Regions from separate parts of the Homo sapiens genome. Here region 2 is linked to region 1. Evidence: read pairs that join two places in POLR2A ChIA-PET (ENCODE). Cell type or tissue: GM12878. All regions are shown on one strand.

Region 1 (8,000 bases):
GGCAGGAACCCTTCTGTTTTAATGCCTGGCACAAAGTAACACTCAATAAATACATGTTAAGAGGGATAATAGAAGAAAAATATCACTGGTCATCATACTACAAAAAGAAAACTGTTAATATTTTGGTTTTCTTCCTGTTTTATTTTTACTGTGGATATGTGAGCATGTCATACATATACATATGAATCATATTGCGTTGATCTTTCTTTTACTTATTAAATTGTGAGCATTTCTCCATGTTACTAAATTTTCCTTAAAACATGCTTTTTGGCTGGGTGTGGTGGCTCACACCTGTAATCCCAGCACTTTGGGAGGCCGAGGCGGGAGTATCACTTGAGGTCAGGAGTTTGAGACCAGCCTGGCCAACATGGTAAAACCCCGTCTCTACTAAAAATACAAAAATTAGCCAGGCGTGGTGTCAGGCACTTGTAATCCCAGCTACTCGGGAGGCTGAGGCAAGAGAATTGCTTGAACCCGGGAGGTGGAGATTGCAGTGAGCCTAGATCACACCACTGCACTCCAGTCTGGGTGACAGAGTGAGACTTCATCTCAAAAAAAAAAAAAAAAAAAACACCACAAAATGAAAAAAACCATGCTTTTTAATGACTGTGTAGAATGCCATTTTCAAGTTATCTCTGCTATTTCCCACTAATGTGGGTTTTCCAGATTTTACCATCATAGAAGAGCATCTTGGTGAAAAAGTTTGTACATAATTCTTTGACCTTATTGTTGATTATTTTCATAGGATCAAATCTTAGAAGTAGAGTTATTAAGTCAGAGGGAAAGCCTGTTACTTTCTAAGAGGTTATAATAAAATCACTCCTACCAGCAGTGGTTGGGTCCCCATCTCCCTTATTTCCTCAGATGATCAGTAATATGCAGTTTTTAAATTACTGGAATTTTTATTTTGAATTTAGGCTTTTCAGCAGTGTGGAATGTTTGCATAATTTAAAATTTTTGAATGATTTAAACCTGAGATATGCCTTTATTTGATATAAGATTAATCTTGCTTAATGCCATGCTCTTTTTAAGTTAACCTATTCTGTTAGCAAGCTATTTAAGTATAAAAAAATACAGTACTATCTTCTAGAACTATCTTGTCTAATACAGTAGCCACTAGCCAAATGTGTCACTTGAAATGAAACTAGCCCAAATTAAGATGTGATTTCAGTGTAAAATACACAGCAGATTTTAAAAACTAATGTGAAATATATCAGTAATATTTTACATTGGTCACATGTTAAAATAATATTGTGGATACTTTGGGTTAGATAAAATTTCATCTGTTTCTTTTTAAATGTGGCTACTAGAAGATTTTTAATTGCATATATGGCTTAATTGTTGTCAGTTGGACAGCCCAGCTCTAGAAATGACACTTTTTATTTAGAGAAAAAATATAAGATTAACTTAACTCTTATAGAAAGGAATACATAGATTTTTTAAAATTACATATTACATTTAAACCTCTCAATATATTTTTCGTAGTATACATGGGTTGCACGGTAATTTTTCAAGTTACAAGTGTTTGATCACAAACTATAACTTACTATGGTTCTTATGCTCTGAAAGAAATATGTGTAGGAGGACTTGAGGGAGGGTGTTAGGAAACTTACCTGAGGAATTGATCTTTCACCTAAAAATTGAAGGATGTGTGGGAATGTCTTAGGCACTGGGACTGTAAGTGCAAAGACCCTGTGGCACAAGGGAATGTTAATTATCTACCTTTCAGAAACTGGAAGAAGGCCTAGCCTAGAGCATTGAAAACAATAAGGGAAAGGAGGAGTAAGGCTGGAGAGAGAGGAATGGTTTAAAGTCTTTGTTAAAAATTTTTTTAAAAAAATCTTTATCACAAGAAGAGGATTGGCATGATCAAATTTGACTTTTAAAAAGATTACTTGGGTTGGGCATGATCAAATACTACTTAGGGAGATTAGTTTAGATGATAATGGCATTCTGGACCAGAGTGGAGTCAGAGGTGAAAAGAGGTAGATATTCCAGAATTGAGGGATTTGTGAGGTGAAATCATTTGTTACAGATATTAAAGGATAAGGAGCTTTGTCAAAGGGGATCTTAAGTTTCTGGTATGGTAACTGGGTTAGAGAGCCCTGGAACATGACCAGCTTTAAGGGAAGAGAGCTTGAGCTCTGTTCTTGTTAAGCTCAGTTTGAGATCTTTGTGGAATCAAGTGGAGAGGTCTAAGCAGGGAACTGGCTTGGCTAGGCTGTAAAGATGAATCTGAGAGTCCAAGAATATGGTAATTATTAATAAAAGCCTTAGGTAGATGAAATTGTTTTGGGAAAATTGAGTAAGGATGAAACCTAGATAAACTTGTATTACTAATTTGAGTGTGTTTAATACCTATGGGAAAATTTATTTTGTAGCCCACTTTGTGTAAAAATGAAGGCAAGGAGTAAGATCAAATAAGTTTAAATACATACCGTTTGACATATGTGTAATTAAGTAGATAATCTTACGTAATGCTTATTTGATTCTTTGGAAACATTTACCTTTTTCCTGCAGAAAATAAACTGGGCTTCCTAACTATCAAACAAGCTGAAGACAATTATGAATAGGTATTGATGTTTCTGCTGTATTAATAGATCTAGGCCAGGTGTGGTGGCTCATGCCTGTAATCCCAGCACTTTGAGAGGCCAAGGTGGGTGGATTGCTTGAGCTCCAGAGTTTGAGACCAGCCTGGGCAACATGACAAAACCCCATCTCTATAAAAAATATAAAAAATTAGCCAGATATGGTGGCAGGCACCTGTAGTCCCAGCTACTCAGGAAGCTGAAATGAAAGGATCACTTGAGCTCAGGAGGTCGAGGCTGCAGTGAGCTGAGATCACACCACTGCACTCCAGCCTGTTCAACAGAGTGAGTGAGACCCTGCCTCCAAAAAACAAACAAACAAACAAAAATCTAAGGAAAACTTACATAATTATCTTCATAAATATTGAAAAGGCATTTAAAACCCCATTTGTGATTTTTTAACAAAGCAACTTAAAATAAGAATTACTGAATAATTCTGTAAGACAATAAAAACATACACCTCAACTCAGAAATCAATATCTTAATTAAGAGTGAATATTAGATTCCTGCCTATCACCATTGTTATGAGACTTGGAAAGGAAAAGGTAAGTCTACCCCGATTTGCTAGTGATGTGATGGTATACTATATAACCACCAAGAGCTTTTGTTTATGTAAATAATGCTTGCCAGTTAGGGTGGAAGTGAAGACTACCATTTACATGAGCAGAAAAAGGTAAAATACCTAACAATAAACTTAATAAATATGAAAATTCTATATTGCTAACAGATTCAATTTTTATGTTATATAAAATTAACAATTCTGTATTTAGGTAATAAAAGTGATCCTTCCTAAGTGATTAATGAATTATTTACCACTTGTTATTCTTTAAATCATTCTAAGTGACATGTGATACTTTTCAAAGCAAAACTCCTAGGAGTAGGATTTTTAATATTTTCTTACATTTTAGTGAGGCCACAGTTTTTTAAATGGTTGAAATGAATAGTGTTTCTGCCTTAGCCACCCTCCCAAGTGAGGTTTTTGGTGTTTTCTTCTTGGTGATTGCTTAAGTTTTGTAGTATTTTCAGTTTTGCTGTGGTTTATCATCTCTCATCTTGTTTATTATGTGGATGCAAAAATGTTGACCTGGAGTATTTGCAGCTAAAATACTTCTGCTACAGTGACACTCAAAATCTGAAGCATTGATTTATTTTCTTAAGGCTTTTGTTTTTAGTGGCTATTTATAAAAAGCAATGAACTTATTAAGAGATAATTTAACTCTTTTTACACTGAACTCTTTTTATACTTTTTACTATTTTTTGATAATATCTTCATTCAAAAAAAAATTACTAAGAGTTTCAGATATCAAAAATTCATATTTTCTCTCGCCTGAAGCCCAAACAGAATATTTGAGTATTCATCACTTCTTACTTATAGTTAAGTTACCAAGTTACCACTTCCTCTTCTTTTCCATATTTCAGATTCTGTGCCAGCGGATGATAGTTTTCTGTCTCATTAGGTTTCATAAGTTTACACAAAGCACAGGGCAAGTGTTACACGTAACTAAAAAGTTCAGATTTTAATCAGATTAGCAGTGACCCTGGTTTCTGGAAGTAGGGAAGTTTTTTGTTGTTGGTGTTGCTGTTCACATAAGCATTTCTTTATGTTCATCTGCAAGTGAAACTGTGTTTAATTCTTTAAGCTTGTTTTTTTTTTTTTTCTGAGAATTCCATAACATTTAAATTATATACTAATTATAAGTGAAGCTTCAAAAAGGAATAAACAAATGATTTCATAAACTTTCTGGTTAAGTAGAAAGTAGTAATATTTCCAAAATGGAATTTCCCAAATCTAGAGCTGTCTCAAATACTTATGTGTTGTTTCAAAAATTGTCACAGTGCTTTAACTTTGATCCTTTTAAGTAAATTTTTCAAGTTTCATTTTTAAGAAGAGTATTGACGATTTAATATTGTAAACTCCTTGTTTTTGAAATCTTAAGAATGTTAAGTTTCTTAGTGCTAGTCTCAGATAAATGTGTACAACACAACTTTAAAATATTTATACAACCAAATCATAAGAGAAAACATTTTTGTAGGAAAAAGTACTATTGCAGTGATTTACCTATATCAATGAGTTTAGCAGTTCAGTTTAGAAACATTTATGTCATCCCTGGAGTTATAAAGTCCATTGGCATTCCTGTACTCTGGGAACTTAACACAAAGGTTTTCAACCTTAACTAACCCATTTAGTATCATCTTCGAAACTTTTAAAAAAGATGTTTGGGTCTACCCATTCTATTAGAGAAAAAAGTTAATAGAAAGCTAAGGTTGAGAACCTATTAGGGGAAAAAAACATGGAAACAAATGTGATTTGCTTTGTTAAATGTAATAGGAAATAGATATAAAGGAGGATTAATTCAGACAAGAAACCTGATACAACGAAAAGAACACTGGCTTTGAGTCCCACTTTCCTTACTTATTCTTTGTGGGACCGTGAACAGATTATGTGACTTGTTTCTTCCTCTGTAAAATGGGTTTTTGTGATTAAACTGAATGTATGAATAAACTGGTGTATGAATAAGTACCTTGCACAGTACCTATCACATAGTAACTTAGTAAATATAGGTGATCTCAGTTCTCCAGCCTTGATAGAAAACTTCATGCCTGAATAGAATTTTGAAGGCTTAGTCAGTGGGTTCTTTGGACATATAAGAACAATACATTAGAAGAAATGACGTGTGACAACTTAGAGGTAACCATGCCAGTGGAGAATCCAGAGGTAATTTTGTCTGGCTGGAACAAAGAGGGAGTATCTTAGCCATGTTGGCTAAGATAAGGAGTTTTAAGTAGACTGCAGTAATCCTGGCCAAAAATAATGAGGCCCTGACAAGGTATAGGTTGTGGGATGTTAAAACAAATACAGTAAGAGATATTAAGGAGGGAGAAACTTGATTGATTTAATTTGTGGTAGAGGGGGAGCGGTTGGGGTAACACTCAGATTTCTAGACTTAGAATTTAGAATATAGTGTAGGAACAAGTGGTTTCTGTTCACCTTTTGAGTAGAGGTTGAATTCAGTCGTGGAATTGGAGAATAGGAGATACATCTGAGACATCCAGGTAGAGAGATTTTAAAAAGGCATTTGGGTAGGCAGATCAGGAGGTCAGACATATAGGTAAGGTTTGAGCATTATGAACAGATAAAAACAAAAGGGGGATGAGATTTCTCAGTGATAAGAATATAGGGAAGCGGCTGAGCATGGTGGCTCACGCCTGTAATCCCAGCCCTTCGGGAGGCCAAAGTGGGTAGATCACCTGAGGTCAAGAAGTTTGAGACCAGCCTGGCCAACATGGTGAAACCGCATCTCTAATAAAAATAAAAAATTAGATGGGCATGGTAGCACAGGCCTGTAATCCCAGCTATTGCTCAGGAGGTTGAGGTGGGAGAATCGCCTGAACCTGGGAGGTGGAGGTTGTAGTGATCGCGCCACTGCACTCCAGCCTGGGCGACAGAGCAGAGCGAGACTCCATCTTAAAAAAAAAAAAAAAAAAAAAAAGAATATAGAGAAGCCAGGGCAATCAGATTCATTGAAGGATAAGGGATAGAATATAAGTAGGAGAATCAAAAGAGAATTGCCAGCAGGGCGTGGTGACTCAAACCTGTAATCCCAGCACTTTGGGAGCCCAAGGTAAGTCAATTGCTTGAGCTCAGGAGGTTGAGACCAGCCTGGGCAACATGGCGAAACACTGTCTCTACAAAAAATTTAAAAATTAGCTGGGCATGGTGGTGTACACCTGTAGTCCCAGTTATTTGGGTGGCTGAAGTGGGAGGATTGCTTGAACCCAGGAGGCAGAGGCAGCAGTGAGCCATGATTGCACCACTGTACTGCAGCCTGGGAAAAGAAGGAGACTCTGTCTCAAAAAAAAAAAAAAAAAAAAAAAAGAAGAAGAAGAAGAATGCTTTTCAGAAATGCTTTTTCACTTAAAAATGTATTTTAGACACTTTGCCCTATTAGTAATATAGCTTTCTCTTTTTTAATGGCTGCACTTTTTATTTACACACTTCCTTATTAATAGACTGTTTTCAGCTGCTTTTTAAAAAATTGAACAAACAATACTGGAATCAATACTTTGTGGAAATATCTTTGTATATTTGCATGAATGCCTCTGTAGAATACATCCTTGCAGATGAAATTGCTTAGTCAAAAGAATGGAAACAACAGACACCAGAGCCTACTTGAAGGTGGAAGGAGGGAAGAGGGTGAGGATGGAAAAACCACCTGTCGGGTACTATGCTTATTACCTGGGTGATGAAATAATTTGGACACCAAACCCCCGTGACACTCAATTTACCTATGTAACAAACCTGCACATGTACCCCTGAACCTAAAATAAAAGTTTAAAAAATTAAAAATTTTAAAAAGAATTCATTAAAATGTTTCGTATGCTACTAAACTGCAATAGGGTGTGTGAGCCAATATATACTCCTACCAATAGTATCTTTTAGAGAACTTTTACATTGTAGATACTGGACCAGAAAAGTTAATGTTTGCAAACTTAAACAATTGCTAAATGCTTTCTGAAAGTGAAAATTGTTAAAATTTGCCAAAGTGTTCCAGTTTTATGTTATGTTTGTATGTTTTTTAAAATGTTATCCTTAAAGTAGCATGCTTCCTAGATTGAAGGTAGTATGAATTTGAAAAATAAATAGTAATTTTCGTTTATTACTTTTATACACAATTCTGTAAAGAGAAAAAGAACACTTTCATTTTATCAAATACTTGGTTCGTTGAAATAATGTAATTTAAGAATGCATTTTGTCTTTGTAAGCACCAGATCAGGGAGGAAGTCTTTGTTTTAAAAGAAGCCCTGTTCCCTCCTCTTGTATGCTAGAAGCAGTAATTGGATTTGGAGGAATTGGATGAGATGGAAAGAATACTTTTTTATACTTTATATTAAAACCTATTTCTGGTTTGTAAAATCAATTTAAGAGGGTCATGACCAGCTTTTAAGAAAAAATGAAATAGAACTAAAAATCAGAGTACATAGAGAGTAAGGGTAAATACTGTTTGGCGAAACTTTTTTTTTTAAAATGTATGTTGGGTCATCATGTAAAATGTATTTCTTCTGTGAGTCATAGGGGAAAAATGTGTGAAAAATTCTGCTTTATATGACGGGCCAATTCTCAAGTTGTTTCTAACCAGATGTATTGGGTACCCTGCAAATAAATGTTATATATTTTTTTCTTTTATCCTTTAGCCTTTCTACCTCTCAGGAAAAAGTAAAACTTTAAACCAAGCAAAACCATCATTAAAAAAGGTCAACCAGCTAGGAATTTGTTCTCCATGGAATTCCTTCCATAGTTTTTGTGCAGTTATTAGTATCGGTAGACCCATTTGTGGCATTACCTGTGTACACTCCACACGCATACACTCTTGAGCACTATTTTGGAATGTGTTTATATTTGATTTTTCAGAT
Region 2 (8,000 bases), 250 kb after region 1:
CACACAAAAGACACTGGATTTAAACAAATGTGAGTTATCATATGGTGTGGACTAAAACCATGTGAAACCAAGAGCAATAGCATTAAGATGGATGATGAGGAGCAAGGGAAAATGGAAATGGCGAGACTGTGGCCAGTGTTAGGCCGACATTGCAGCAGATCTACATTCCGCCGTGAGAACAGACATGGGGACAAAAGCCCAGACCTGGTAAGTTCCTTAACCTATGATGCGAGTGAGGACTATGGGAAATCATTCATTCATTCATTCATCTTTAAATCCATTAAGTAAGTGTTACTGAGCCTCTATCATATGCCACATGTTGTGTCCTGGGAGATGAAGACATCACAATAAGAGAAACTGTGTCTGTCCTCATTGAGCTGTTATCCTAGCTGGGGAGATGGACACAAACCAAGTAAACTGAGAAAACAAGGACAAGTAACAGTGTGTTATGAAGAAAGCCAACAAGGGGCTGAGATATAGAATGGTGTGTTTGGGAGATGTTATGGATTGAATGTTTACATCCTCCCAAAATTCATATATTGAAGCCTTAACTCCCAATGTGAAGGTATTTGGAGATGATACCTTTGGAAGGTAATTAGACCATGACCGTGGAGCCCTAAGGATGGGATATGTGCCTTTATAAGATGAGACCAGAGCTCTCTATCTCTGTCTCTCTGTCTCTCTGTCTCTCTCCAAGCAGGCACAAAGAAAGGGTCATGTGTGTGCATGCCTACCAGCCTGAAACAGTCCTCACCCAAAACTGGCCATGCTGGCGCCCTGATCTCAGACTTGCAACCTCTAGAATGTTGTGTAAGCCACCCAGTCTACAGAATTTTATTATTGCAACTTGAGCGATAACACAGGAGGGAAGACTTGTAGTAGAGAGGGTAAACTGGGAAGGCTTCTAAGACCTCCTAAGTTTGACTTCCCTCCTCAACTCTTAGCACCCAGCAAAACAGCCTCTGGAGTTACATGGAGACTCCAGTTAGAGAAGCTCTGTATGTGGCCCTGTATCAAGTAAAAGGTCTTTATATTTTTCAAATGGATGAAGAGTGGTAGGGGATCACCAGCGTAGTTCAGAATAACCTCATAAAGAGAGCTTAAAGTCTCTCAGAGGTGAAAAAAGAATGTCTATTACTTAGGAGAACCAGTAGTGAGTGGTGTCAGAGAAGTAAAAGGAGGGGATTTCAAAGATTGTAGTTATTAGACCCACCATTAGATCATGTTAATTGATGTTTTAGTAAAGAAGCAAATATGTTACTACATCACAATTTACATGTGGACACCTTCCATTCTTATTCTCTTTTCTGTCTTTACATTTCTCTTTACCCTATCACTAACATGCTGTATATTTTAGTGATTTTTCTCTCTGTCCTATGAGACTATAAACTCCCTGAGGGCAGAGATTTTTGTCTGTTTTGTTCATGGCTGTATCTCAGAGCCTAGAACAGGCCTTAACCAGCACATAGTTGAACAAATGCTCAATAAACAGCTGTTGATCAACTGACTGATTTTTCAGTTGACTGACTGACTCTTTTCTGAATAAAGCCATAAGCCCCTTTGTCATACAAATTCCCTCATATCCCTTAAAACACACCTAGCAGATGTCAGACATGTTGCAGATGACCAAGTGGATGTTGGTGATTGAACTGTCTGTCCAGAGTCCTGGACCTAACCTTTCAGGGCTCTTTTTTTTCTCCTATTAACCCACGACTTACTGACCGTGAGAGAAATAGAGTCTGGATTGAAGACAAGCTGGTGTCCTGTAAAGAATGAGCACATAAAACAGTTCAGCAAGTGGCTTCTTTGATTTACTTGTGAAAAAATAGCAACAAAACATTTCAGCAAGGATACCACTCCTAGGTGGCTATGCAGGCAGCACTGAAGTGTAAAGGCACTCCTGAGGCCACAGTCATGCCAGATTTCCCCCTTTGTGAAATGAAACAGATATGACCCTACCTTGCAAGGTGGTTGTCAAAATCAGGGCACGGTAAATGCAAAGTATCCATGGCAATGCTTATACACAGGATGTGTTCACTGAATGATGACGATTTGAGAATGAAGTTGGGCAGCCCTCATCCAGTGCAGCCTCAGCATTGCTGGTAATAAATATGTGACCCATTCTAAAGCTCTCTTGGCAGCCTTATCTGATATAGATTCTGAGGTCACAGTCATTTCTTAAGGCCACAAGACCGTGCCAAGACCCACTCAGGTATTTTACGCAGTTTATTTCCTTCCTCATCCAGCAGCATCAATGACTTTAGACATTAAACATTGGAAGAATGCTTCTGTGTCATACTTTAAAACTGATTAGGACTGCGTCCAAAAATAACATCAAAAGAATTCTCCAGTTTCCAGATAGGAGCCAGTGCTGTGAGCTGTCCTAATGCCACAGATAAAACAAGAGGGGTGCTGCCATCTTTTCTAGGAGAGTGAATTCTCCTCTTTATATATGGAGGAAAAATTCTCTGCAGTGAGGAAATCATTGATTAATCCCACGAAACCCATACTTTGACATTGGTTGCCTTTTCCTCTGAAAGTTTTACTTTTCCTTTCCTCCCTTTTTCTTTTTCTTTTTTTTTTCTTTTGAGATGGAGTTTCTCTCTTGTTTCCCAGGCTGGAGTGCAATGGCGTGATCTTGGCTCACTGCAACCTCCGCCTCTCGGATTCAAGCGATTCTCCTGCCTCAGCCTTCTGAGTAGCTGGGATTACAGGCATGCACCACCATGCGCGGCTAATTTTGTATCTTTAATAGAGAAGGGGTTTCTCCATGTTGGTCAGGCTGGTCTCGAACTCCCGACCTCAGGTGATCCATCTGCCTCGGCCTCCCAAAGTGCTGAGATTACAGGCGTGAGCCACCATGCCCGGCCCTTTCCTCCCTTTTTCAAAAATTCTCATCCAATTATTACTTCCTCTCAGCTCCTCTCTATTAATCACTTTCCTGTTTGCTGACTTTCCTTTTCTTCTCTCTCATGTTTGCCTGCTGTACTTAATCTTTGGTGAATCACTTTATTTTTTCACTTGCCTACTCCACAGTTCTTCCGAGTGAGATCTGAAGTTCTTAAGCTCCTTTTCTCTCCTGTGTGGCTCTTCTGACCTTTAAGATACAGTGGCTACCACTCTGGCTCAGAATGCTGCAAACCTCCCTTTTCCACCAAGTCCATTTAGTTTAGAAGAAGCTTTTTTTTGTTTGTTTGTTTTTGAGACGGAGTCTCGCTCTGTTGCCCAGGCTGGCATGCAGTGGCATGATCTCGGCTCACTGCAACCTCCGCCTCAAGGGTTCAGGTAATTCTCCTGCCTCAGCCTCCTGAGTAGCTGGGATTACAGGCGCAAGCCACCATGCCTGGCTCATTTTATTTTTAGGAGAGGCAGGGTTTCACCATGTTGGCCAGGCTGGTCTCGAACTCCTAACCTCAGGTGATCCGCCAGCCTCTGCCTCCCAAAGTGCTGGGATTACAGGTTTGAGCCACCGTGCCTGGCCTAGAAGAAGCTTTAGTTCCTTCTACTTAATGGCCAAGGCCTCAGAGAGACTCTCAGACTAGGAAAATGGCATGCTCAGTGAATCCTTGTTTCCTTACAGCCTGAAAGAGTTAATATGCAAACAGCACTTTATGAATACAAAGGATAGGCTGACATATTAGGGAAAATAGAGTGCCTTGTATGTTGCTGCCTCCTTCAGAACAATTTGAGGCTAAGAGAGCTCGTAGGCCTTAGCAGGTGTTGTTAGCACACACAGGGAGCCAGGAGAACCCCTTGGCCTCAGGGCCATAGCTACATGCCCTCTGAGTTTTGTTAGGAAGGTCCTGCCCCTCCATTTTTCTTTTCTTTTTTTTTTTTTTTTTTGAGATGGAGTCTTGCTTTGTTGCTCAGGCTGTGTAGTGCAGTGGTGCAATTTCAGCTCACTGCAACCTCCACCTTCCAGGTTCAAGCAATTCTCCTGCCTCAGCCTTCTAAGTAGCTGGGATTACAGGCGCGTGCCACCACACCCAGCTAATTTTTTGTATTTTTAGTAGAGACGGGGTTTCGCCATGTTGGCCAGGCTGGTCTCAAACTCCTGACCTCAAGTGATCCACCCACCTCAGCCTTCCAAAGTGCTGGGATTACAGGCATAAGCCGCTGCGCCCGGCCCCTGCACCTCCTTTTGTTATGGCCCCCATGAGTACCCAACTCACCTCTCACCTCTGCTCCAACTTCTTGGCCAACACAACACATCAGAGAGAACTGGACCTTGGCTCATTCCTTTCCAGTGGCCAACCAGCCAAGAGAACACCTGCTTTTCATTCTCTTCAGGGAAGTGTGAACTTTTCCCTTGGGGCTATAACCTGCACCTATGCTATAACACCCTTCCCCTCCACCACAACACATCTTGTAGCCTAACTACAGAAGGTGCCCAAGAAACCCCCAAAGTTTGCTCCTCACAGTCTAGGGTCACCCCTCAGCTATTACCAAGCCAGGGAGTGAGACTCCATGGTGGACAATTTATCTCTATAATTTTGTTTTCCTTTGTCTACATTTGGTCAGCATAAACACTTCTGAAAAATGGGCTGCAGCTGATGCCTTTTAGTTTAGTTCCCTTTAATGGGAATTTATAAAATGACTCTTACTATGCGGAACACATGTTCTAAGTATTCAGTTACTTGATGGATTGAAACAGTGCTGAGAGATATAGAACACATGCTTAAAAATATTCCTAAAATGCCTAATTACCCTGTGGACCAATCAGATACATAATATACATTTTAATATACCATTTAATTGTTGTTTACCAGGAGACAGGAACCTTTCTGGTCTCTTGGGTTAAACTACAGATTTTTAGAAACTGTCTAAATACGTATTTACTTGATTCATTCTGATCTCTTGGGTGAAGAATCCTTTTTCCAAAGAAGTGGCTTTACATGCAAAACAAGACAATTAAATACTCTGAGGTGGTGGTTACTCATGAAAAGACAATGGCTTTATCTTTCATGATTCAGGGATAAAAATCCCAAAGCTCAGCCAAGCCCCAGAGCCCTAAAAATAATCTACACTGGTAACTCTACATCACTGAAGCTCACCCACCTCAGAACAACTGAATATTTTTTCATCATAACAATCTCTGATAAAAATGTTTAAATTGCATTATGCTGGCTTCTTTAAAAGAGAACAGTAAGGATTTATGACTGGATATTTCTACCTCCAGAACCCAGCAAGTCCAAGGGAGAACTCATTATCTCCCTATCTGAAAATCCTGTTTCTCCTCCCCAATTCCCGATCTCAAGAAATAGTACTGTATCCACCCAGTACTGATGTAGGAAACCAAAGCGCCCTTCTTGACTGTCTTCCCTCTCTCTCTTACCTTCACTCAATCAGAAATTATTTGGGCATGTTATTTAGCTCCTCTGCATCTCAGTTTCCTCATCTGTAGAATGAGGATTATAATAGTTCAGACTGGGCCTGGTGCAGTGGCTCATGCCTGTAATCCCCAGCACTTTGGGAAGCTGAGGTGGGAGGATCGCTTGAACCCAGGAGTTCGAGACCAGCCTGGCCAACGTAGCAAGACCTTGTCTTTATTGTCTTTAAAATAATAATTTTAAAAAATAGTACAGACCTCACAAGGTTGTCATTGTAAGTTTTCAATGTCCAGTGCTTGTGATTGTGCCTAGCACATCATAAGTGTCATATATGGGTGTTCTTTCTCCTTCTCCCACCACATTAAACATCTCTAGAGTCTGTTTCCTTCTCCCCATTACCACTGCCAATGCCCTAAATCTAGCTACTGTTGAATTCCTCTCACCTGTTCCTCAAATTGGTTTCCAAGCATTCACTGTCTCTGACCTCACCCAACCCCTTTCCAATCCATTCTTTGCAAGGAAGAGCCATCTCCCACATTCAAATCTGAGCATATCTTTTCTATGCCTGAAAGCCTACCATGGCTCTCCCCAAGTCCAGCTTCTAGAAATGGCTTTTAAGGCCCTATGTGATCGGCCTCTGCTTCCCACTCCAGCCCTGTGTTCCAGAAGGTTATGGTTAATGGAAGTCTGACTTCAGCATGAAGCATCATGGATCCTGTCCCCCTTCCTAGTAATAAGGGAATCCTCCCAATGAGGTGGCTTCCAAAGTGTGAGGAAATCATGTTGCCTCCCCTAAGTCCTTCCTCTACCCAAAGCGTGAGGTTACACGTTTAGTTTTCTTGTCCTCTTAACACAACAGTACTCCCTGGGAGGGCCAATATTCTAAGCTTCTTTCCTACTGAGCTTTGGTGGATAACCAGCTTCTCATGAGAGATGATGAAAAAGTTTGATTTATGGCCCAAGACAGAGGGCATGGGCTAGCAAGGTGGACCACAGCACCTAATCGAAAGTGACAAAACACAACTACATGGGAGAAACCTCAGTCTCATTGTGATGGGAGGGAAGTGGACCTGTTTCCTCCTAGGAGAGCAAGAGGATCAGGAGTCCTAAGATAATGTTTCTCAAATTGGAGTGTGCATGAGACCCACCTGGAGGGCTTGTTCAAACATATTGTGGGGTCCCACCACAGAGATCCAGATTCAGTGGGTCTGGTGTGGAGTCTGAGAATCTGCACCTCTCACAAGTTCCCCGGTGATGCCAAGCTGCTGGTCCCAGGGTCCTACTTGGAGAACCACTGCTCAGGGGGACTGTCACGGGAAGCCTACAGTCCTGGGCAGAGGGAGCAGGATCTTCCTTGCTTCCCCCATCTCTAAGTCCAGGGCTGGGAGGGGAAATGTAATGCAGACATTGTTATTCACCACAATGCTTAGGGAGAGCTTGGTGTGTGTTTGGGAGGGATACTTTGATAAACCACTGGGATGGAGGGTGACCCCAACAGCTTGTTTCTGCTACCAAAAGTGGACACTAAATGGCTTACCTACAAGTAGAGAGATTCGTTCTGGTCTTAGGGGAAGGGGGAAAGGAAGGCAAATGAGGAGAACTAGTCAGATGACAAAAGGCAGTAGGCTTCAACATGGGCCCTTCCCAGTGGAACTTCCACTTTCAGAAAAGTTGACTACACTCACGAAATGCTTGGGGGAGAGGCCTGTTAGTAGGTGAAGGTCTGAGCTTTTCCCAAGTGTGTGGAAAGAGGCAGGAGCCACAGGACCCAGAGGTGGACAGAACTCAGAAAACATCAGCCCCAGCAACTCTTGGCAATCCTGCCCCAGACTTTGGGTTACTTAGGTGTGGAAACGAGTATTTAAGCCCAGCACACACAGGCTGCCGGGGTATAGGGAGCTACAGGGGATCTGCTGGCCTGTGGGAGGAGCAGAGGTCCAGGCAGGGCCTGCGGCCAGGTGGAGTGGCCTTTCCCTGCTCTGAGAGGCCCTGAGGGGTGAGCAGTTGAAGCAGGGAGGCCAGTGGGGTAGGTGCCCCCACTCTCCCGAAACCAAGGGCCTGGAGGCACTCACCCTGCCGCCTGCCGCTCATGGCATCACCACCAAGAGAGGGAGGCTACAGCGTGGGCAGAGCAAAGGGACATGGGGCACTGTGCAGCTGGAGCAGCAGGGTCAAGGCTGGCAGGGCAAGCAGGTCTAAGAGTTCACAGGCTCACAGAGAACCACCTGAACCTCTGCCTGGGCTGCCTCCTGAGACTGTGCTGTGTGTTTGTGGCCAGTGTGTGGAAACCCCTTTGTTTTTCTTTGCACTTTCCTCCCTCGGCCTGCTGGGGCCTGCGGAAACTCCTGTTGCAACTAGGCCAGAGGGCGAAGACTGCAACTGGACTGACCAGGGAGACCAGCTTTGGGGAGGGCGTGGCGCACGAGCAGGGCTCACCAGGAGCAGCTGCACCAAGGAGAGATGGGCAGCTGAGGCCTTTATCCTGGCACCTCAGAGCATTCATTTGGTCCTGCCCCAAGGACAGCCTTTAGCCTCTGAAGGTCCAGGGTCAGACCCCCAGCTCCAAATTATCTGAAGAGAACTCCTGTCTACCACAGGAGCAACTGCCAGCATCTATGTCTGACATTGATGAGGGGGTCATCCACCCTCATATCCAAGTCCTTGTTCTTC

Evidence for each region. ChIA-PET counts read pairs that join two places held together with the same protein. Peaks named below come from ENCODE experiments on the same cell type or tissue, not always from the same donor. Only the 100,000 strongest peaks of a DNase experiment are listed, where the experiment ranks them.
Region 2: POLR2A ChIA-PET joins it to region 1 with 9 read pairs; 2 of 35 experiments call an interaction of 5 or more read pairs at or near these places.

The regions. Positions count from the first base shown.
Region 1 is chr2:64,530,511-64,538,510 of GRCh38, forward strand. The region is part of intron 1 of AFTPH (aftiphilin); the gene reads left to right. Among named protein-coding and RNA genes, the nearest start is that of MIR4434, 9.0 kb to the left of the region's middle. In GM12878, no CTCF peak of the experiment used is centred here; a DNase peak (open chromatin) is centred at 4,111; H3K4me3 peaks cover 3,091 bases; H3K27ac peaks cover 3,505 bases.
Region 2 is chr2:64,777,264-64,785,263 of GRCh38, forward strand. It overlaps LOC105374776 (a long non-coding RNA gene), which reads left to right. Exons shown (of 3, transcript XR_002959393.2): 1 at 1-207. Among named protein-coding and RNA genes, the nearest start is that of LINC01800, 82 kb to the right of the region's middle. RefSeq lists an enhancer at 7,402-7,945. In GM12878, no CTCF peak of the experiment used is centred here; no DNase peak of the experiment used is centred here.